2 separate regions of the Mus musculus genome follow, and region 1 is linked to region 2. A link is a loop called in an ENCODE intact Hi-C map of the cell type or tissue named here. Cell type or tissue: heart. All regions are shown on one strand. Each heading gives the region's core, and the rest is flanking DNA. Links, peaks and the distances in the headings are about the cores only. Region 1 has its middle 8.6 kb from the start of Gm30258. Region 2 has its middle 13 kb from the start of Gm22997.

Region 1 (12,013 bases), core at 2,455-10,454, 140 kb before region 2:
TTTTGTAGGGTTAGTCCATTATCATCATGGTGGAAAATGTGATGGCATGAAGGCATGGTGCTGGAGAAGTAGCTGAGAGCTTTATATCGTGGTATGTAGGCAGCAGGAAGAGAAAGATTCTGGTTCTGGCTTGGGCCTTAGAGACCTCAAAGCCCATTTCCCACAAGCAAACTTCTTCCAACAAAGTCACACCTATTCTAACAAGGCCATATCTCCTAATCCTTCCCAAACTGTATTGCCTGAGGACTAAGCATGCAAACACACCACGAGTCCCTGGGGGGACATTTTCCTTCAAGCCACCACACTTGCCTAGCTTTTTATATGTGTGCTGGGGATCTGAACACAGGCCCTTTTTTTACCCACTGTGTCAGCTCAATTTGAAATAATCCAGGTACATTAAAATGTGAATGTAAGCTGTAAGGAGGAAAATAAATAGTAAAAGTACATGTTAGTGAATAAGAATTTAAGTTATTTTTTGGAGAGTTACAATTTTGCCATTAGCATACAAATAAATGTTACTAGTATATAGTTTTAATAATAAAGAATTAAAATCCTAGAAACTGAGACCAGAGGGTTGACTGGAGTGAAGTGTGTCTCCTATTCTTCTATAGGATCAGGGTTTAGTTCCCAGAGCCCTTACCAGGATACTCACTACCACCCATAACTCCAGCTTCAAGGGATCCAATGGCCTCCATGGGCACCTGCACTCACTTAGCATCTGCTCACATAGACATTCACATACACATATTAAAAAAAAAAGTCTTATAACAAATGTCCTAGGAATTACTGGGGCAAAACAAAATAAAACCATTAAGGAGGACTATTGCATAAGATCAACACATAGGTCACTCCAAAGAATACAGATATTAGTTAACAAAGTGTATTACTCCTAAAGTTGTAGTTGAAAACATTTACTGGATTACACCCTGGAAGTTCTTGCTGGTATTTATAAATGTTAAAAAAGTTTCCGCCATCATTTACTGCTATTATGAAAGTTTTGTGCTTGCCCTGGGTCAGATAGGCTTTTCAAAGCATTGAATTCAGGTGTTGTAGACATTGACTCTTGAAAGTTAAACATGCAAGCTGTTAATAAATAATATATCAGAATAATGAAACCATCAAACAAAAGAACCCCCATAGGGTGTTTGCAGATTGCAAGTAATTGATGCAGGTTTGTCATATTCTAGATGATATAAGAGATGGCAATTAATCAAGGGCTTCTCACTAGGAAAATTGTGTCTTCTGTTTATTACATGTTTAGACATTTTGTGGGGTCAGTGAGATAGCTCAAATAATAAAGGTACTTACCACCATGCCTGATAACCAGTGTTTGATGCGTAAGTAGAAGAACCAACTCCCACAAGTTATCATCTGACTTATTCAGGCATGCATATGCACGTATATGTGTATACACACACACACAGACACACACACACACAGACACACACATACCAAGAATACAATAAAATAATTTTAAAGCAATGCTTTAGAGATAGCAATGTAGCTAAATTAGTAGAGTGTTTGCTAGCCACGTGTCAAGTTCTGAGTTTGCTCCTCATTTCTCCACAAACCAAACAGGTAGAGGTGAGGGCAAGTTCAAGGTAGAGAGGGGATCGGAAATGCTTTTCCTGGTTGAGTTAAACAGTTTGAGCTTACTATTTTGTTTTAGCTGCCAATTCCAAGAACACCAGATAGATCCAAGATCAAATGCAAATACCAACTCACATTCCAGAATTGAATAAACTATTTTCGGATTATGTAGGCCACTAGTTACCTCCACTAACGTTTTCAATCAAACACTGATGTGGGCTAAGTAGGCCCTTTGAATACTGTCTGAGTCTTTAGTTCCCTGCAAAAGTAAAGAGTTCTGCTAGTTCTGACAAGACTATTTTTACGGAGTCCCTGTTAAAGTCCTCTGAATTTCAGAAAAGCATTTGAAATTCTCAGCTGAAGAAAGAGAAGACGGAGCAACTGCTGAAGCAATCAAACACAAAACTGTTGCCTATTATCTCTGGCCCCACTTTATGCTTTTCTCTTACATGCAGCTTTATGATTTTTGGTCAGGCCAGTCGTTAGATAACATTTGCATGGTGACCATGAGGGCTGTTTTGGCTTGGAGTTGGTCAAATTGAACTGCTTTGAAGCTATTAATCTGCTGAATTAGCTGACTGCTTTCATGGTATTCCAGAACAAACAGATCTCCCTTTAAAAATCCCCGCTTTTGTTATTTCAGGTGGTTGGAGTCTGTTGTTCTTACATAAAGACGTTAAGGGTTTTCCAAGAGAGGTTCAAAGAGAGATTTAGAAATAAAATGTTAAACAGATTAAAAAGACCTGTAGTCTAAGGATCCTGTCACTCTGAAAGATGAGGTTAAAACTGGTCATTCCTTTACTGGGCAACCAAACTTTGGTTTTTCTTCTATGGAAAGTCTGAAGGTAGTGCTAAGTTCAGAATGGAACATCAATAGGACAAACCTGGAAATGGTGTTTATTAAGTGCCCACGCTAATAGATCCAGGAGGTGGGCACTGATATTCTTCCAGGATCACGGATGAGAAAGCAGGTTATTACATCCAAGGTAAGAATGAAAATGTATCAGACTGAAGAGGCAATGTAAACTTAAAGAGCTTCAAAAGCAGGCAGAAACGGGTCAGGTTCTAACTGATCCATCATTTGCTCAGCATCAGCATGTTTTTTGGGAGTTCCAAGCCAAATATCCTCTTGTCTATAAACTAGAACCACTGTTTCTACATCAAAGGGTGGCTAACTTAAATAGCTGTAAGTAATGGTATAGCAGACGCTGTCTATTATGTACCTCTTATTTAAAGCTCTCGTGCATTTTCTATCGCATGGGTATTTTCTATTAGTATTTTTACCAACAGGAAAAAAAATAGCACAGAGAAGCTACCTTACTAGTTAATAGCAGAACTGGGTTTCCATATACCCAGCATAGCGCCCATCCTCCAAAGGCATTTAATAATAGAAACTTGTCAGCAGCCAGAGAAGGGGAATTGCTTGTACGACGGCAGAGTCATGGTCATTCTTTCATACTTTTCTTTCTTATAACATATGTATTGATGAAAATATCCTTTGGAGAAGGATAAAGGTATAGAAAACAGCACACGCATGGGTGAGCTCAATCTATGCATAGATAAAATCAGGGGAGATAAAGTGTCTTTTAGCAAATCTTCTTTGAACTTCGAGGTAGGGACACCCTGAAACAGCCACCACTGTTTTCCATCGATGAAGCAAGACAAATGAGCACACCTCAGTAAAACATGGTAAGTTACAGATAATCATATCCACTCACTCTGTGTACTTAGGTGTTGTCACAGAAACTGAGCCAGTAAGTCCTAAATTCTATGCAGAGGCTGTTTTTCTTGGGCAGATTTTGGTGTCTGTCTTTTTTGGCCCATGAATGGTTGACACATGAGTTTACATCTAAAATATGGTCATTCTCCAGGGCCTGTGTTTTCTTTTCCTATCTTTTAGTTTGGCCTTTCCTATAATTTCAATAATACACACACATACATGTGAGAAAGGGGAGGGAGAGGGATGAAAATGCAGACGTAAGATTTTTGAAAATTTATGATTCTACAAAACAAAACAAAGCACAGGAGTCATTGCTGCTCCCATAAGTAACTGCCTTCAAACTCCTGATCCTCCTGCCTCCAACATATTCCTGTAGGTGATCCCAGGAAAGCTCATTGGATCACCAAGTTGGATATTGGTAGTATCCATACTTTAATCCGTCAAAGGCTCCCTGTCTGGTGTGAGTAGATGTGTGTGTTGTGTTTCCCAAGGAAACATGAGGCAGGGGATCACATATCCCAGACTAGCCTTGAATTCATTTTGTATAAGATGACCTCATGTTTATTATTTTCTGCATTTGTTGTGTGACAAACGTTTCCTTGGGAAACACAGCACACACATCTGCTCATAGCAGAGAGGAAGCTTTTGGCAGATTAAAGTATGGATCTACCAATATCCAACTTGGTAAACCAATGTGTTTTGTTGGGATTACCTACAAGAATATGGGGAAGGTCACTTATGGGAGCAGAAATGACTCAACGACAGCTACATTACCAAAGTCCACCCCAGCATGGGGTGACAGCTCACAAAGCTGGGAACCTGGAGCCCACAGCACAACCTGCAGGCAGCTCAACAGGTTGGAGAGTGTCCTTTCCAGGTATCCCAAGTGGAAGAAATCTCTCCCAGGTAGCGCTGCTGCTTTCTGCTTCTTCCAGGCAGCTTGTTCAGTGTTTGAGCCTTCTCTGTAGCGTGGCTTATCTGAGAATCCTTTTGGCAATGTTTACTGCTTACTCTGGCACTGGGGTAGCAGGTGTTGGGGGTGGGGAGGTGGGGTGTGGTAGTGAATCTGGTCAGTTTTAGGGATTTCCTGAAGTTATTTTGAGTAGTTTACCTTCTTGTTTAAAAAGCTTCACTACAGGATAGCATATTTCCATCTCGGAGGAAACTTTTACTTTACACAGCAGCATCCATCTCTTAAGGCATGGAATTACAGGTATACACCACTGTGCCTAGCTTATTATTTAATTTGATAGATTGTTTGCATATTGTCCATGTATAACACATTTTTAAGGCATGGGAGGGGCAGATTTTAAATGGTTGAGATAAACATAACCAAGAGGCAATTCCATTGGTGGAGCAGGATCTTTGAGGCTATGGAATGTTAATATATAGTTATTTCTGAGATCTCTCCTGGGACGAGAATAGGAAGGGGAAAGGACAGGAGTAAGTGAAGGTATGTTTTCAGCTGGTTGTATGAGGTGGCTTAAAGAAGAAAGCTGGTATTATTGCTTATATTGCTTAGGCATGTTTGCCCTCCAAATCAGACTGTAGGAATGAGTCATAGAATAGAGAAGAAAACTTAAAAAAGTTTAGCATGTGTATGTTGGGATGGGGTAAGCATGCATATGCCCTTATATGCCACAGCATTCGTGTGGAAGTCAGAGGATGACTTTGGGGAGTCATCTTCTGCCTTCTTTGTTTCTGCTGCTGTACTGTCTACTGCAATCTGACCCTTGATCGTATGGGCAATTCTGTTCTCACCTCCCATCTTGCTGAAGGAGTGCTGGGATTACAGATGCATGCCACCCCATACAGCTTTTTCTGTGAGTTCTGGGGATGGAATTCAGGTCCTTGGGATTGTATGATTAGTACCTTTATCTGCTGAGCCATCTCGCTGGTCTGAGAACAGACCTTTTTATAAGCATGGTCACGTATCTATATCAATGGGTCTCTACCTGTGGCTAACAACCATTGACCTTTCCTCAGGAGTCGTCTAAGACCATTGAAATTTTGAGGCAGCACTGAGTTGCCATCACTGAATAAAGCCATTCTGTATTCATGACGTCACCATTTCAGTTAGACTGAACCAGATATTTACATCACAATAAATATCAGCAGCAAAATTTCAGGTATGAAGTAGCACTGAACATAGTTTTATAGTTGGGGGGGGGTCACCAAAACATGAGGAATTATAGGGTCATGGCATTAGGAAAGTTGTGTGTGGAAGGTTCTAAGGGAATGCCATAGGTAAGGAAGGACCACTGGTTGACTAGAGGAAAGGATATAAAAGGCTCCCAGAGAAGTTGACCCAATAAAGACCATTTATACATTCAATCATTAAATATTTGTTGGATGTGCACTCCGGCCAGCTTGGGCTGTTAGGAACATGAATGAATGGGCTGTTTATGGAGAAGACTTGGGAAGAACACACAGCAAGTTGGAGGCTAGTTTAGGACACATGGTAAAAGTCCATCCCCCCCCCCACCCGACCCCCGACACACAATAAAACTAAACTTGAGTTAAGTCATGGGAGAGGGGCAGATATTTAGGTGAATTAGTGATCCGTGACTGTTCATTCTGGCTTTTCTACAGCCGTTGAAAATACCAGGTTGAAAAGCCCTAGGAATTTCGAAGCAGCACTGAGTTGCCATCACTGAATAAAGCCATTCTGTATTCATGATGTCACCATTTCAGTTAGACTGAACCAGCCAGTTAGACTGCGGTATGTTTTTATATTTGAGGGGGGAAATGCTTCCAAATTGCTACTTTTCTTGAATATCTCAGTCTGTTGCTAATCTTAGACACGCCTGTGGGAACACTAGGATTCCATGGGGACAGCATTCACTCACTTTCCCTTAAACCTTAGCAAATAGATACTAATTTCTTTAATCATTTTAAGTGGTCTGAGTATGAGCTGAAGAGACAACTAAATAAGTCTGGGAAACATCATAATTAAGGGGAAGAGTAAAGAACTTCAAATTTCATCTTCCTTAACTTCTCGGTATCACAAGATTGCATTCGGATGCTGAGGGGAATCTTAACTTGGAGTCCTTGGAATCCTGCAGGATCCAGAAATCCTTGAAACTGCATAGAATCCTTTGGAAGTAGACGTGCTTAATTCTTGTCCTGAAAGTCAAGAATCATGTCTGTAACTCTCTTGAAAGTGCTTCTATCAGTGGAACGGATAGCAGAGTCTATGTGAATATCCATGGGTGACTTTACATGCTTGTTGTGGAAAATGCAGGACCGCAATATGAGGGACTTCAGAAGATCTGGCTGCTTCTAGCCCTGGTTTCTTACCTCCAGCCAAGTAACTGTGCAGGGCCAGACTACCTCTCAGCCTCAGTTTACTGTATTGACTACAAGTTCATAAGCCTTGTACTAAATGAGCTGACATTTGTGGAAATGCTACAGATTCTATAGTATAGACACAAGCTGTTATTTAAAGCAGGGTAATTTAGAATGTGTTTACTATCCAGATCTGTTGTTGGCACATAGTCATGGTCACTAGAGGGAGCTTTAGGACTCAGGGGAGAGAGAAGCCAATGGCATCTACTCTTGAAAGCTTGAGGCCTCTATGAAGAATCACTTCTTCAAAAATAATACAGTTATGAGTACACATTCTTAACCAGGAAGCCATCTCTCCAGTCCCACACTGATGCTTTTTTTTAAGTAGGAAAACAAAACAAAACAAAACACCTTTGTTACTAACGGTCTTCCTTCCAACTTTTAAAGGTGAATTTGAATTTAGTTCATAGAAAATCAATTTAAATATTTTTACTACGTTTTAAAATTCAGTGTATGTGTCTATGCACCATGGAACCTGTGTGCACTGAGGACAATTTGTTGGAGTTGGTTCTCTTCTCACAGCATGTGAAGTCCAGGGTTCGAATTCAGGTGGCTAGACTTGGCAACAAGCTCCTTTACCCACTGAGCCATCTCATCAGCCCTGAGAATCAATTTTGAAATATGGGAGGCATAGAATAGAGCAATGGAACTTACCAGAAAGTCAAAAGCAGCAAAAAAACATTTTTTTGTTAGTAAAATTATTCCTTGTGACACGTGAAATTTTATACCCAGCAAGAAGAGAAAGTATGTTGTTAGCTTTGACTTTTCTGTTGGTGCCCCCATAGCCCTCAAAAGTGTCATGGTAGGGTTGATATGAGAGGAATCTTGGTAACTTAAAAGGGGATTACTGTTACATAACAGGGTATGTAACAAGACAGGGTATGTAACCAGGACAGTCTGATAGAAAAGGCATAATACAGTGAAAGACATTGGACTTGGTGTTAGGCAATCAGAATACTGGGGATATTCATCCCCTTTTCAGGTTCCATTTCTTTCTCTCTTTGATTCAGACAGACACACATCTACTCCGTATGTACATATGTATATATGCAAACAAACACACAAACACACACAAAAAAACACAAACACACACACACACACACACACACACACACACACATGGTCCACTGAGCTCTCTTTGTGCAGGGTGGAACACCAGTGACCAGATTCATGTACCACACCAAGAAGAACGATGCTTAGAAGGAGCTCAAAACTCTTACAATTTACGACGTTTTTACCCACATTTATTTGGAGAAGGTGGACTTGTGTATCAGTTTCACACTTTTATGGAAAAATACCTGACAAAAATAACTCAAGGAAGAAAGGGTTTGTTTATCTTGGCTCACAGTTCAGAGGTGCCAGTCATCATGGAGAGGAAGTTACGGCAGCAGGAAAGTGTGGCCACTGCTCACATTGTGTTTGCACTCAGGAAGCAGAGAGGGAGTGCTGGGACTTAGCTTGCTCCTCTCTTTTGATTTTCATTATTTATTAATTATTATTTTGTGAGAATGTGGGCATATGTGTGTACTATATGTAGGAGTTTGTGTTTTCCATGAATGTATTCATACAAGTGTGAGTGTGTATGTGAAGGCCATCAATTGACATGGCTGTCTCCCACAATCACTTGGCATCCTATGGCTTTGAGACTGAACACAGGGTTGGCCTATTGGCTAATCTGGCTGGACAGAGAGCCTCAGAGATCTCCTGGCTTTGATTCTGCAGCACGGGGATTACAGATGTGTGCTAAGGCTCCGGGCACTAACATGAGCACTGAGGATCTGACTCCAGCCTTCTCCCCAGCCTGTCTGTTTCGTTTTCATCTGCCTTGAATCTTGGCTGACAGGATGGTGTTTCTGTATTTAAGGTGGATTTTCCACCCTAGCTTACTCAATCTAGAAAATTCCCACAGACATGCCCAGAACTTTGTCTACTCATAGATTCTAGACACTACCAAATTGAAAAATCAGTATTTACAATCTCAACCCTTGATCTCTCTTCTTTACAGGTCTCTTGATTCTATCCTGCAATAAAACAAATATGGCAGAAAATAGTAAATACATGGTTTCATATACCGGGTGCTATGCAAAGAAATGTTTTTTATTGTTTAAATTTTGATTTAAATTTTTTTTTATATTTTGATCACATTGTTTCTTCTCCCTCAACTCTTCCGAGGTTCTCCCAACATCATGTTACCCAGCCAACATCATGGTATTCTCTCTCTTCTCTCTGTCTCTCTCTCTCTCTCTCTCTCTCTCTCTCTCTCACACACACACACACACACACACACACACACACACACACACAATCCTGCAGATTAGGGTCACAGCAAGTTGAAGGTTGTGTTTTTCTTATTTCAGATCAACTATGCTAATAATAGTACATTTCCTAGAAAAAAAATATAAGCAGTTTGCTTAATGCTTCTGTTAATGATTGCACGGAGTCATTTTTCTCACACCACAGTCTTTGTAAAGCTATCAAGCAGAGAAAGTCCAAAAAGAAGCAATAGGGCACCATTGCCAACATTGGGGCTTAACATATTTTCACAGACGAGGGAATCCCTGGGGTCTTTCTTTAAAATGTAGGCAGTAGTTCTGGGAGTGGAGCTAGAGATGGAGCTGAGACCCCCATGTTGCTAAGGTTCTCTCAGATGTCAAGGTGGTGGGTCTGGAACAGGCTCTGTAGGCTCCATGTGGTTTAATTTCTATTTCCTATTTTAGTTTGACATATAATGTTGGTAAGATAAGGACTACCTTTTCTAATCTGGTCTTCTGAGACTTAGAAAATTAAGAATAAATATGTCATGATTTCAGAGCCCATGGAAAATCATAAGGTCATAATTTCAAACTTCTAAATTAATAATTGGAAAACCATGTTTTTGAAGTCCAATTTTTAGAAATGAGACTGGCAAAAGCAGACTTGTAGAGCATACACACTGCAAATAGGATTAAGAAGAGCCTCCTTTTTCTCCTACAGAAACTGTAAAACATGTTTGAGGTTTTTATTGTTGGTGAGCACGCTTGAGTATAGCTTCTTGTTTTTAAAATTAGTTTTTATTATATTTTTTATTTACATTTCAAATTTTATTCTCTTTCCTCATTTCCCCTCTGACCCCCCCATCCCATCCTCCCTCCCCCTGTTCACTAACCCATCCACTCCCACTTCCCTGTCCTAGCATTCCCCTACACTGGGACATCAAGCCTTCACAAGACCAATGACCTCTCCTTTCATTGATGTCCCACAAGGCCATCCTCTGTTACGTATGTGGCTGGAGCCTTGAGTCCCTACTTGTGTATTCTTTGATTGGTGGTTTAGTCCCTGGGAGCTCTGTGGGTACTGGTTGGTTCATATTGTTGTTCCTCCTATGGGGCTGCAAACCCCTTCAGCTTCTTGGGTCCTTTCTCTAGCTCCTCCATTGGGGACTCTGTGAGCATCCACTTCCATAATTGTCAGGCACTGGCAAAGCCTCTCAGGAGACAGCTTTATCAGGCTCCTGTCAGCAAGCACTTGTTGGCATCCGCAATAGTGTCTGGGTTTGGTAACTGTATATGGGATGGATCCCCAGGTGGGGTAGTCATTGGATGGCCTTTCCTTCAGTTTCTGCTCTAAACTTTGTCTCTGTAATTCCTCCCATGGTTATTTTGATCCCCCTTCTAAGAAGAACTGAAGTATCCACACTGTGGTCTTCCTTCTTCTTGAGCTTCATGTGGTTTGTGAATTTTACTTGGGTATTCCAAACATCTGGGCTAATATCCACTTATCAGTGAATGCATACCATGTGTGTTCTTTTGTGATTGGGTTACCTCACTCAGGAAGATGTTTTCTAATTCCATCCATTTGCCAAAGAACTTCATGAATTCATCGTTTTTGATAGCTAAGTAGTACTCCATTGTGTAAACGCACGACATTTTCTGTATCCATTCCTCTGTTAAGGAGTATATCTTTCAAGCAGCAACATTCTGGAGATTGGATGAGAGAGATTCTGTATGCCAATGTTTCCTTCTTTCCCTATTTTTCTCCTCTCTCCTCTTCCTTTCTCTCCTCTCCCCTCTCTTCCTCCCTCCCTCCCTCCTTCCTCTCCTTTCCGTTCCTGCATCCCTCCCTCTGTTTCTCTCCTCTCTTCTGCTCCTTCCTTTTCTCTTTCTAGGCAATCATCCAACCACTAACCTACCCCTATTTTGATTCTAAGTAAAATATTTTTTCCCTTTCCCCTTATCACTAGGAACCCAGTCCCATTATTACTTGTGAAAAGAATGAGTCATTTTCCAGGGATGGAGGAATTTCACATTTTTCTTGCTATTCCATCGTGATTTTACATGGATTACCAACTGCTTTTAGACCACTAACTTGGTTCTTCTTATGTAACTAAGATAAATTAATTATTTACACAATTTCTGTTTTCTTAGTTAAACTAGGTGTATTAGAGGTCATGACTTCTGTTCTATAGGCTTGAAGATTATAAATTAGCATTAAACTCATCAAATCCTATTTCCTCTCTCCTACTAGCATTTCAACAAACTGTCTTTTCTTGAAATGCACTTGGTGTGGGGAATTTTGTATTTGAATTTTATGTGTTCTGCCTAAACAAGATTTGAACAAGTACACCAACATATATGCTAACATAAACGGGGGAATCTCAGGGACCTCCTTCATAGACAGGGAACTATAGGCCACTAAGATATGCTGAGAACGGGAGAAATAGTCTTCCCCTACCACGTGGTCGTCGCTGAAATCATATGCAGACAAGTCACACTGACAGACTGAGCAGTTTGTATTTATATAATCAGGGTGGCAAAGCTTTTCCTCGCTAGGTCAGTTTTAGTCTCTAGAGAATTCTACATTCTTGAACAGATTTCAGATGCGTAATGCACACCATCAGGGAAATGATGTATGAGGCTAAGGTATGAGGTTCTATGTGTTTCTAGTAATCCTCATACAGGAAAGTACCATTAAACTCTGGGTTTGAGTAGTAAATCTGGGGCCAGGTCTAGAGTGCACAATCTGCCATTGCTTATACTGGATAAAGTCAGTCCCGATCAACAAGATTATTCCTGCACACTTCCTGCCTTCTCTCTCTTTCTTTTTTCATAGCATAGATTGAAGGATTGAATCTAGGTGACTTTTGTGTGCTACACAAGTGTTCCACAGAGCTATATCTCAGCATCCCTTATTTATGGTTTTGATTTAACTTTTCAGTTTTTGTGACAGTATTTCACTAAGTTGCCCAAGCTGATATTGAAATTCTGTAACCCAGGCAGGCCTTGAGCTTGCATACCTTCTCTGTAGTGACAATCTCTGCCTTGCACGATGTATTGCCTTTCCCTGGTCCTCTTCCATGGTCATTACTTATCTTTTTCT
Region 2 (12,013 bases), core at 2,445-10,444:
GTATTCTGCAATCTGCAATAACACCAGTGTAGCCAGTCGCTCTTTGCTATCCATGTGAGATTAATTCCAGGACCCTTTTGGATATGAAAATCTATGTCTATTCAAGTCCCTTATAGAGGTGCAGTAGTTCAACATAACAAAGCATGCCCTACTCTACCATCTAACACTAACACTCTACTATCCTAACTCCATGTGACTAGTCGTTACGCTTATGTTTAGAGAAGGATGACAAGACAGTCTGTATGTTTGATGTGGCAACTTTTTAAAAGTACTTTTAATAAGAAATTTGAATGCACATCTCTGTCTGTATGGAGAACAGGTCATAGCAGAAAGACCAACAATGGTCTTCAGGAAACTCATGGCGTAGTGGGTGAACTGGATGCAGATGAGTAGCCTGTATTCTAAAAACACAGACAGCCTAAAGCTGAGGCTGGAAGGAGAGAGGGGGTCTGGTCCTGAGTTCTTCTCTCAGAGATGTGCTGCTCTCTGGACCATGGTAGCTATCAAGGCCTTTGAAGGGGACTGACTGTTGTGTGTGGATTTGAGTTTTTTGAAAATCCTTCTGGCTGCACCTTCTTTTGGCTCTTCTCTTGATCATATGTTTGTTTTGCGTCACTCTAGCGAGGAAGGCAAGAAAGGAGACAGGCTGAAAGACGGAACAGGGAAGTGGAAAGTTTGAACACATTTTCCCAAATTCTTTTAGGAGGTAAAAACTCCTCATTTGCATAGTTTTGTGTATTAAAATTTATTTTGAAGATCTTTGAGAAGGATAATAATGAAATTTCTAACAATCTCACCCAGTTCTATGCTTTGTAACTGCCTTCCCTTCTTTCCTTTACAGAGAGAACACCTCCAGGGCTGTTAGACTCTCTGGCCATGACTCATGGTACACAGGCCCACACAAAAGCAGGAGCCTTGCCTAATTATGACTTTCAGTCTCTATATAAGCAGACGTTTGGGCCCTGGAGATAAGAGACATGCAATTAATCTGGAAGGCCAAAACCAAAACAAAACAACAAAACAAAAACAAATTTTAAAAATCTCACAAGTATGAATGCTTAAAAACAATTCGTCCTTTCTTAAGTTCACAGTAAGTTCCTTTCTTAAGAAACACAATAAGATACACATGAGACCCCATGAACCTGTTGTCAGAACAAAATTTTCCTGGTAATAGACATCTCTTCCACACTGTTACCAACACAAAACCAATCCCAGGTTTATGCTTGGTCCTGGGGCTGGAGAGATGGCTAAGCAGTCAGTGTGCCTTCTCTTACAGATGAGCTGAATTCAGTTTCTAGAACAAAGTCGGAAAGCTCACACGGGACCCCACACTGTCTTCTGGTTTCTTTGGACACACATACACTTGTAGTATATACTCACATAGTCACGAAGGCATAGCCATAAAAAATTCTGAATTTGCATATCAGCTGCCTCTAAAAACCAAAAACTAGGTTTACCCAGAATTCTTTTGTTGTAGATAATTTTTACTGATTGTTCTTATACTGTCTTATATATTGACCTGGAGTCTTTTAATCTCTTTTCTTAAATGTAAATAACAATAAAAATTGGGGTAATCTAATCCTTATATACAAGAATTTCTAATAGGCACAATTTCCACTGTCATAACTCATTCATTTAAAATGGGCCAGTCTTCACAGTCTACTTTTGTTAATAATCCATTTCTTGATCTTGCAGCATTAGTTAAATGGAGACTATAAAAACATAGCCGGGTGATTCTTGTTCCTTGGCTTCTGCTTAAGATAGTTGAAACTCTCAACTGTCACAACTTAAACATGCTGACAAATTCTCCTCGTGAGCCATCTCTCCTGTATTTTTTATCTCTCATACTGTTAAAAAAATGTCTGTTTCCCCCTATGTGCAGCTGGAAACTCCCCACTGCTTTTCCGTCTTGCTGTTTGTGAACAGTCTATGATATCTCCTTTGAGGATAAGCTGGCAAGGAACATCAGCTCATCCAATGCCCCTGGCTCTGCCCCAGTACTACGATCACACGGGGCTGAGTTCAGAATTGATGACCCTGCCCCAGATGATATTGTGGATGGAGGACTTAAATGGCCCAAGGTGACCCTTCATTTTAAATTCGGTGAAATATGGGAGATTCCAACCATTCACCCTCCACCCCAAACCATCCTTCTTAATGGAAGTGTCAGGGGCTTTCTGTTTGAAAATGCAGTCTGTGTGGATGGACCAACAGAGCATGCTCTGAGGGAGATGATGTTTACCATGGAGCAAAATGGAGGCTGCTGGAAAGTACCTGATGATTTAATGTCCAGGGGCCCAAAATCTAGATTAAAATCAAACTTAAAATAATACCTTTCTGTCCACAAAGAAGAACTTAGAGAATGGTCAAAGCATGACCACTGTGGAGGGGTGGGGTCTTGTCAACCAAGGCCCAACCTCAACTGCCAGAGCTGGAGAGGACAAGGATGTGACCGAGAAAAGGAGATTTATGTAAGTATTTAAGGAACCGAATTGGTAACGTCAAAGTGAAAAGTAGGCAAATACAAAGAAGGAAACTTACTTCAGAAACTTCCTTTCTTAGTTGCAATATCAACATAAGGATCTACAATTACAAAATATGTTCCAGAGGTTCACTTGTGTGAGGACACTCAAGGACTAGATAATTTAAATAACTTGTCTGTGACAAGGAAGTGCACATACAAACACACACATAAACATATATGGAGACTGTCTACACTAACTAGGACAATATACTGTGTACACAAGTGAAGGGGAATCTCCGTTTTCCACAGTTGGAGGAAGAGGCAGTTAATAGATACATAAGTAAATAGCACTTTTCATTTAAAAGGGCAATAACAATGACCCCCAAAATTTGCTATAATGAATGTTATGAAAACAGGATAGAGTCAATCTTAGTATTCTTTTCATTTTCACCAGTTACCTTGAACATTAATGGCTTGTTCTTAGCCAGCGCACAGTGCCAAGGCTCCGCCAGGCTTCCTGTTCCTAACGAACGTTACTAACTTTTTTGTTGTTGTTGTTAATTTTTACCTCCAGGGAATCAGCACTAGAAACTGTCTGAAGGAAGTAGAAACTCATACATTTTGTTTTGCTTGTTACTAAGAGTGTTCCAGTGTGTCTCTCCATCTGGAGTATTTCAGAGCACATACACAGTGGGCTATGAAGAGCATGCAGGCATGGGGCTGGGGTGGTGGCAGGACCAGAACATAGTTTGCTCATAGTCCCATAAAAGATCAGGGATCGTTTGACAAGGAAAAAGAAAGCTATTAAGGAGTTTAAGACCACAGAGTGACAGGATTGAATGTGGGGTTTTAAGATCACCCACGCTGGCTGCTTCATGTAATTAACACATTAGAAGGACCAGTGACAGGAGTGCAGCCTCTGATTGGGTCTCAGACTTTTTCCAGTTCACAGACATTGGACAGTAATACACATGGCTGGGAAGAGTTAAGAGCTAGAATAGCTTTACTTAAAGTACAAGGTAATTGGGTTTCTTTGCATCTCTGAAGTCAGTCTGGACAGGGAGGGCAATATATGTCAATAAATATACATAGCAAAGATGATCCTTCTCATAGAAGATGAGGTCTGTAAGAAACCATAGATGGTGTGAACATCCTTGCTAGTGCGGACTGGACTCCATTGCTGTTAGTAAACATCAGGACACTGCACCAACAACATAAACGTTCATTTGTACAATGCTTTTTCCAGTGGATGATCAGCACTGTACCAAATGCTAGAGACAAAGATTAGAATAGGGGAGGCAGAAGCCAGAATTCCCGACAGTGAGCTCTTAGAGTAAAAATTAATGACAAAGTGATCAGAAAAACAATTTCAGTGGTGATAAGAAGTGAGAAGGCAATAAAAGAGTGTTTGTCAAAAGGGCCTTCCTAGGGGTGTGGGTCTGTGGGCTGTTCCTGGTAATCAGGCACGTTTCTGGGAAGGTGACTTTTGTACTGAGATAAGAAGGAAACAATTGCACACAGGGGGAGGGAATGAACCTGCCTCACCAGGCTGCTACCCCAAAATGCAACAAGCTTGGAAAAGGACAGGGATGCTCTTGTGATCGAAGGGGCAGAGGAGAGTAGATGCATAGAAAAGCAGACAAGAGGAGAGCCATGACCGACTTGGCAGACAATTTCCTACGGTTCTTGGATTTTGTTCTAAGAGCAGCTTGAAAGCCTTTGAAGACTGAATGAAGGAGAGTTGAGCATGCCGAGGAGAACAGGGACGATAATAAGCTACAAAGCACAGAAGTTGACAGAGCAGTGGTCCCACTGCAAGAGGGAAACCGGGGTGGCTTAGGTGAGGAAGGCGCTCCCATAGAGTCTTAGAAGAAGGTAACATTTCAACGTGGAGTTGAAGCCGAGGTTTCAGGGGCCATCATTGCAATTCATGGCAGCAGAACCTGCGCTGTGCCTCACTGTTTCTCTAACAGGGATGGAGGAAAGTGTCCTGGGCAGGCTCATAAAGTCACTTCGTTTGGGGGGAAAAAAAACAAAAAAACAAAACAAAACAAAACAAAACACCTTTACTTGCTAACTACTGAGAGATGAGAGAACCACACCTATAAAGAAGGGGAGCCTAGGACACAAGGCTGGGTTTCTCTCCTCCCTTGTCATAAACAGTTCAACTCTAGCTTCAACTTGTACATTACCTTAGCTGAGGAACACTCTGTGTCATAGGCCCCAGGCAGCTTACATGGTAGGTCACTTGTCAACTGCCTCCTGAAGTGGCAGGGAGGTGTCACTTTCCATCATGCAATTGCCTTAACATTTTTTTTTTCTAGCAGAAACTGGGATTTTTAGAAACCTTTGAAACACAATTTTTAGTGAAGAATCACATTACAACCTGCATGATTCAATTTTTTATATAATTTTATATTTTCACGTTTCTTATGGTACCTCCAAATCAGTGGAAATGCAATGTCTGAAGATATGAAGATATAAGAATGCTTCAAAGAAAAACCAAAGAAATGAGGAGGGTGGGGGTCTTTTCACAGCTGGAGGAATTAGGACAGGAAACACAATTTGTCTATGTAAATCCTACTGCTATCCTTTATTTTATATATATATATATATATATATATATATATATATATATATATATATATATATTTTAAAAACGTGTGATGATTTCCCAAGAAGAAATAGAAAAGGAAAAGAAACCATGAAATACTTTTAAAAGAAGAATTTTTTCAAGGCATTCCAGTTGTCCTAGATTGTTCTGTGTTCCAATTGTCTGATGTGGGAGTCGTTGTGGCCTTCAGAACAGGAAACATATGGTTCTATGTTTCACAGGGCATTGACCTGCCGCAAGGTTATAGTGCTCTGAAAATTCTCCCCCTCCCCCTCTTCCCTATGCTAAGTGACCTTGACCAGGTTATTTCCCTTGGGTGGGATTTAGTTTTGCTAATGCAAAAGGAAAAAGAAATGATGCCTGAACCATATTCTGTGCTCACAGCAGACATGAGCAATCAATCATCCATGTACTCTCTATAAATTAGAAGATCTAAGCGTTTTGAACATAGACTTTGGCAATGGATTAAAGACAATGAGAGCCTACGTAAGTCTATCCCTAATGCTTAGTCTTTAAAGTCCCTTCAAATTTGTGCACCCTTTCTGACCTTTCCTGTCCATTTTACATTCAAAGCTACTTTAACTATTTTGTGGAAGCTCTCTAAAAGAATGTTTCAGTTGTACTGACCCACAAATTGTCATGCTTCAAAGTCAATGGACACTAGATTGTCAGTAAAAATGGGCTGAAAGACACTGTTTCTTTTACCTTTATGCAACCATATCTCAGATCTAGAATCCAGCAGCCCCAACTGTTCCGTACTAACTCCATTCAGCATGCTATACCCGTATATGCTAGGACTGGGCCTTATTTATTGCTTGAAGCTTGTGGAAAAACTAAGACAACCCAGAAAAGCCTTTTGTAGGAGTGAAGAAGAGGGAGGTGGGGCAGAGATGCAAGACAATGCTGCCCCAAGGTCTGAGCAAGGACAATGTTAGAAGAGGGGATTAAAGGCCGCAGAAACGGCACAAGTTGTTTCTGAAGGCTGCAGCTTCTCAGCGATTAACTTCGCCAAATGAACTAAGGGACTTTACTTATTCTGAGATTCCTAGTCTTTTTTTTTAAGGAGCAAGAACGCAGTAACACCAGTGAGGTATTTTGACAGGCGAGTACCACGCGCCCTCTAGTGGCGGCACACAAGTAACCAGGGCGATCCCTGAATTTATGCTTTTTCTTTTGCTTTGTTTGGTAGTCCGGGATTCCAGATACATCATTTTTCAAATGTTGAAACGCCACCCAGGAGTTTTATGTAGTGTTAATAGTTTATAAGGATCCCCAAACTGTAAAATAACTTGTCGAATTTTTTAAAAATTGTAACTACAAAGATGAGAGTTCATTGGGCTGATGCTGTGAGCTTTACCTTTACTTTCTCACTCTATTCCTTTCTGTAGCTTGTCTTTCTTATAAGAATATATTTTGGATATCTGGGTTATCAATAGACAACCTCTTGTAACTTGGTCTTTCACTCCTCATAATGCCACTCACAACTGGCTTTTAATATGCTGTTGCTTGTTTCTCAGTTGTGAAGGAATACCACACAGTAAAGTTCTGCAACTCAGTAGAAAGACGGTGATCTTACTTCTAAGGATTGAGTCAGTTATTCTCGGAACAGGTCTATGCAATGCTGCAGGTGTCTGTGCTCCTCTGCAGAGAACTGGAAACTGCATGTACTCACCAGGAGTTCAACCTGGCACCCCGTTAAATTGTCCTTTGGTGTTGGCTCTACTTCATAAGACATTGATTCCTATACACTTGGAGGCTGACCTTTTCTTTCTCATTTTAAGTAACTGTTTCTATAGGATGATGTTCCTTTAACTAACTTGGAAACTCAGAGTTGGCATGGGACTTTTAAGTACTTGCTCTAATATACCTAACACACAGTGGAACAAAATTAAATATATGTATTTAAAACTATCTTTTTATTATTGTTAGGTATTTTCTTCATTTACATTTCTAATGCTATCCCAAAAGTCCCCCATACCCCCCCCCCACTCCCCTACCCACCCACTCCCACCTCTTGGCCCTGACATTCCCCTGTACTGAGGCAGATAAAGTTTGCAAGACCAATGGGCCTCTCTTTCCAGTGATGGCCGACTAGGCCATCTTCTGCTACATATGCAGCTAGAGACACGAGCTCCAGGGGGTACTGGATAGTTCATATTGTTGTTCCACCTATAGGGTTGCAGACCCCTTTAGCTCCTTGGGTACTTTCTCTCCATTGAGGGCCCTGTGATTCATCCAATAGCTGACTGTGAGCATCCACTTCTGTGTTTGCTAGGCCCCGCATAGCCTCACAAGACACAGCTATATCAGGGTCCTTTCAGCAAAATCTTTCTAGTGTATGCAGTGGTGTCAGCGTTTGGAGGCTGATTATGGGATAATCCATCCCAAAAACATCTTTTTAAACAAAGAGTTCAGTATGGGTGCTCACGAAATGTGCCGCACCACTTCAGGCCGTTGAGAGAAACTATGGTAGCACACAGATTATTCAAATGCTCTACCTCTGGATTGTAGTGGTCCCCCTCTCCTCTCTTTCTCTGAGGTAGGATCTTGCTATGTAGACAAGGCTAGCCTACAGCTTACAGTGATATCTGTGTCTTTCTGCTTCTCAACCGGGATTATAGGTGTGAGCTACCATACCTGGCATTTTGGAATTTTGTTTTTTTTTTGGGGGGGGGTTCTTGGAGGCAGGGTCTCATGAGACCTACAGTCGCTTGGAGCTCACTATGTAGCTGAGGACGGCACTGGCCTCCAGATTCTCTGCTTTTGCCTCCGAAGTACTCAGATTACAGGCGTAGGATTCACACCGTTCCCCACCTTTAACTTATTTTGTAGATACATATGTGCATGTGTGTGCAGCATATTTATGTGTACATGGGTACATGTGTGTGCACTAGTTTATAGAAAACAGAGGACAACTTCAGGAGTTGTTTCTTAGGCGGGGTGGGAGGACATTTCTTAGGTGCTATCCTTTTGAGACAAGGTCTCTCAATGGCCTGCTACTTACAAAGTTGGAAGGACTGGTTGGCCTGCAAGTCCTAGGATGCAGCCTGTCTCTGCTTCCTTAGCACTAAGGTTGCAACTATGTATCACCATGCTTAGCTGTAACTAGGAATCACCATGCTTAGCTGCAACTATGTATCACCGTGCTTAGCTGTAATTATGTATCACCATGCTTAGCTGTAACTATGTATTACATGCTTAGCTGTCCCTCCTCCCCGTTTCATGGTTTCTGGAGGTCAAACTCCAGGTTCTCATGTGTGCTCAAAACGAATAGTTTAATAGTAAGTGGTCTGCCTCTCACCCTCCCATTTAATGTTGAGATAGGGTTTCAAAAGTTATTCAGCCTGGTCTTGAATTTCCTCTGTAACCTAGATAGAATTTCACTAAGTTGTCCAGCTTGGCCTTGAACTTTTCTGTAACCTGTGGAGGCCTTGAATTTATGAATCTTCTGCTTCTGCCTCCTGAACATCTGGGAGTACAAGCCTATACCACCAGACTCAGGTGTGTGTGTGTGTGTGTGTGTGTGTGTGTGTGTGTGTGTGTCCTCCTATGAATGGAAATAGCAAAACCTTGAAAACTTTGTGCCTTCATGGCCAACAGGCCGGAGTACTGAGAGAGCCAGGCCCTTCTTCCCTATCACTCTGTAGATGAGGAAAGTCAGGGTTAGAGGGGAAGCAACGGCCAGTTACACAGCTTGTTGATGATTTTTTTTTCTTTTTCTAGAGTGCAAAACTCTAAGGGCCAAACCCATTTCCTACTTTCCATTTTGAGTCTTTCCAAGATCAGAATCGGCTATGAGGTAGGACTTGTTAGAACACAGGACAACCTCTGCTCTTTTTGGCATTTCCATGGGATCAGGTCTCTGCTTCTGCACCCTTTGATCATGTTTATTTGGCATTTTACAAATCAAGAAATACATAGGATTTTAGAGGATGTGGTTATGATTTTAGTTCGCCTTCTCAGAGACACTCTATGTGAGACGTGACTTGCTGGAAATTTGGGACCGATGTGTTCAAATCCTTGGATACTGGCAACCAGAGGAGCTTTAAACTTGATTAAGTTCTACGGAGTTAGCAAAGACAATGGTTATCAAAGGCTATGGTTATCCTTGTGAATGGTGAATGTCTTATAGTCCACCAGTCAACCTTCCCTACATTTCTAGGTTGTAGCTTGTATTGCCTCTAGTCAAGACAGTGCCTTAATGTTGTGATCTTGAAAGCATAACTTGTAGCCATTCTGTGTCTTAGAGGCTTGTTCAGGCTGAGCAACATACCCAGAATTTATTCCTTAATAAAGAATGATAGGATACTATAAACCTGGCTGCCCTGCTTGTATAGGCAAGTGAAGAAATGCTGGGTACATTGGTGTCTTCTTAAGTGAATTATGCAGAGTGCTCTTGGTTAGGGAGCCAATAGCAACATGACAGTCTCTTTAGTGGTATGAGAAGCAGGACCAATTTTCCTGGAATCTCTATTCTTAAAGCCAACTTCATCATAAGAGTCTTGGAGATGAATGGGAAGAAAATTGTAGCTATACTGAGACTGTAACTGCCAATCACTGAGCCAGTTTGTCTATGATGAGCCGATGATGAGATAATGACGGATCCCTTTTTACCCAGTTATTTTTTTTTCACTGTTCAAGGTTAGTTTGGTGTTATCATTGGCATGACACTTGAGTGGTTGGTTCTATCATTCATATGCAGATCTTACATTTCACATAATATTGCAATGCACACTACAGACACATATAATACATAAAATATCCTGTAGAACATTTATGCACAAGATATGCATAATGGATGTACACACTGGAGCCAGGTTATGACTAACTGGGAACTCATTGGCCTAGGCACGTTTGGTGAGGGTGTGCAGGGCAGCAATGCAGCAGGCTCACAGGGTAATTGAAGCCTGCACAGTTGGCAGTGTGTCTTGGAGATAGTGGGACTGTCACACTAACCAGACACTAGACAAGCACCACTTGACAGCAGGGCAGAGCTGTGGGAACTGAGATGTTTCCCCACACCGCCTCAACACCATCGTACTAACCACAGCTCAGACGAGAAGGGTGTGGTCTCCCTAGAAACCCTGCTGCAGCCTGGGCACTGGGAAGACTTTAGAACTGCAGCTCCTTCTGGATTCCCCAGAGGGCGTCTTCACTCTTCTTCAGGCGGGCTTCTTCCTCGGGAGTCAGTGTCACCTTCACAACGTCCGAGATTCTATTTTGTCCCAGGATACAATGGGACACTGAGGAAGACATCATCATTGATTCCATAGAGACCCTTAATCATGGTGGAAATGGGATGTACCCGCCTAAGGTTCTTCATTATGCTCTCGGCCAAGTCTGCCACAGAGAGGCCAATGGTCCAGGATGTGTAACCTTTCAGCTTAATCACCTCATACACACTGTCAACGACCTGCTTATGAACATCCTTCCACTGTTCCTTATCTGCATCAATGCCCAATTCTGGGTTCAGAGACTTTAGAGAGATGCCGGCAATGTTCACACCACTCCACACAGGCACACTAGAGTCGCCATGTTCTCCCAGGACCCAGCCGTGACAGCTCAGCAGGTGAACCCTCAGCCTTTCTCCCATCAAGTAACAGAACCGAGCTGAATCCAGACTGCAACCACTTCCAATAAGTCAGCTTTTGGGAAAGCCACCGATTTTCCGAGCCACAAAGGTCAAGATATCCACTGGATTTGAGACAACCAGTAGCTTGCAGTGTGGACTGTACTTCACATTGTTCGGAATGATGAACTTGAAGATGTTCACGTTTCTCTGTACCAGATTAAGTCAGCTCTCTCCCTCTTGCTGATGGCCCCCGCTGTGATGACCAGCTTGGAGTTTTCAACTACACAATAGTCTTTGCTGGAGATAATTTTTGGTATTTTAAGGAAGAGGCTGCCATGCTGGAGATCCATCATCTCTCCCTTTGGTTTCCATGACGTCAACAAGGGCAAGCTCATCTGCCAAGTCCTTCGTTAAGATACTGATGGCACAAGCCATGCCAACAGTACCAACCCTCAACAACTGTAATCTTGTTCTGGAGGACCTGTTCTTCCTTAAGAAGATTCACAATCAGCTGGTCCTTGAGGGTTGCCACCATCTTGGACTTTGAATCTTTTGAGACCGCTAGTGCACGATGGGGGGGGGGGGGGGTGACGGGCGAGCAGAAGCAGCGTGGCTCAGCGACAGTGGCTCCAGCACCTTTCCCCAGTTATTATTTGATAGGATTTATCATCCAAACTGGGCCGTGCCACTCTTATTCCTGGTACAGAGTCAGTAGAAAAACTACTTCAGTACATGACCCAGCACATTGCTTGCTTTATATCCAGAGTCTACAAAAACCACTCCCGTCTATCCTTTAACCAAGGGCTTACTTGTCGTATTTCACAGATAAAGAAACTGAGTTATAAAAAGCAGGTGGCAGGGTCAAAGCTTGAGTGCAGTCTTCAGTCTCTATCCAGCTTTTTCCTCTCAACCCAGCCCAGGCCATCTGGGAGAGGCAGGAACTCTAATGAAATCTGACTGCTGGCCTTGGGTGTTGGACTCCTTCAGTATGTCTGGAAACAAGGAGGAAACTTACTGACTGGAGCTTCCTACATCAATACTGAATTGACACAGAGAGCTAACTGATAGTGTGTTCCAGTAGCAGAAAGAGGAAATGCATGAGGCAGCTCGATTGTAATTAAGAATGAGTGGAAAACAGGAAAACAAATGGTCTCACAGGCAGGCCAAATATGGTGTTGCTTGGATGAGTTCCTTCCTGCTCTTGGCAAAGTAGTTACCATTCATGCCTCAGAAGGCGCTCAAGATGTCCAGCGCTCCTGGAGGCTCTAACAGTGGGTTCATTGAACAGTTCAACAGTCTGTGGACTGTAGTACGCAAAGCACTGGATAGAGGGGGGCTAGGAGGAGCAGAAGCAGAAATGAAT

Evidence for each region. A loop is a pair of places that touch in the nucleus more often than their neighbours do. Peaks named below come from ENCODE experiments on the same cell type or tissue, not always from the same donor. Only the 100,000 strongest peaks of a DNase experiment are listed, where the experiment ranks them.
Region 1: it touches region 2 in a loop (7-fold over the local background); 26 of 42 quality-filtered maps call a loop at or near these places.

The regions. Positions count from the first base shown.
Region 1 is chr2:110,056,467-110,068,479 of GRCm38, forward strand. It overlaps a transcript of Ccdc34 not described here. Among named protein-coding and RNA genes, the nearest start is that of Gm30258, 8.6 kb to the right of the region's middle. In heart, for the core only: a CTCF peak has its summit at 6,810 (motif pointing right); no DNase peak of the experiment used is centred there.
Region 2 is chr2:110,198,982-110,210,994 of GRCm38, forward strand. It overlaps the pseudogene Gm13937. Among named protein-coding and RNA genes, the nearest start is that of Gm22997, 13 kb to the right of the region's middle. In heart, for the core only: no CTCF peak of the experiment used is centred there; no DNase peak of the experiment used is centred there; H3K4me3 peaks cover 261 bases; H3K27ac peaks cover 2,063 bases.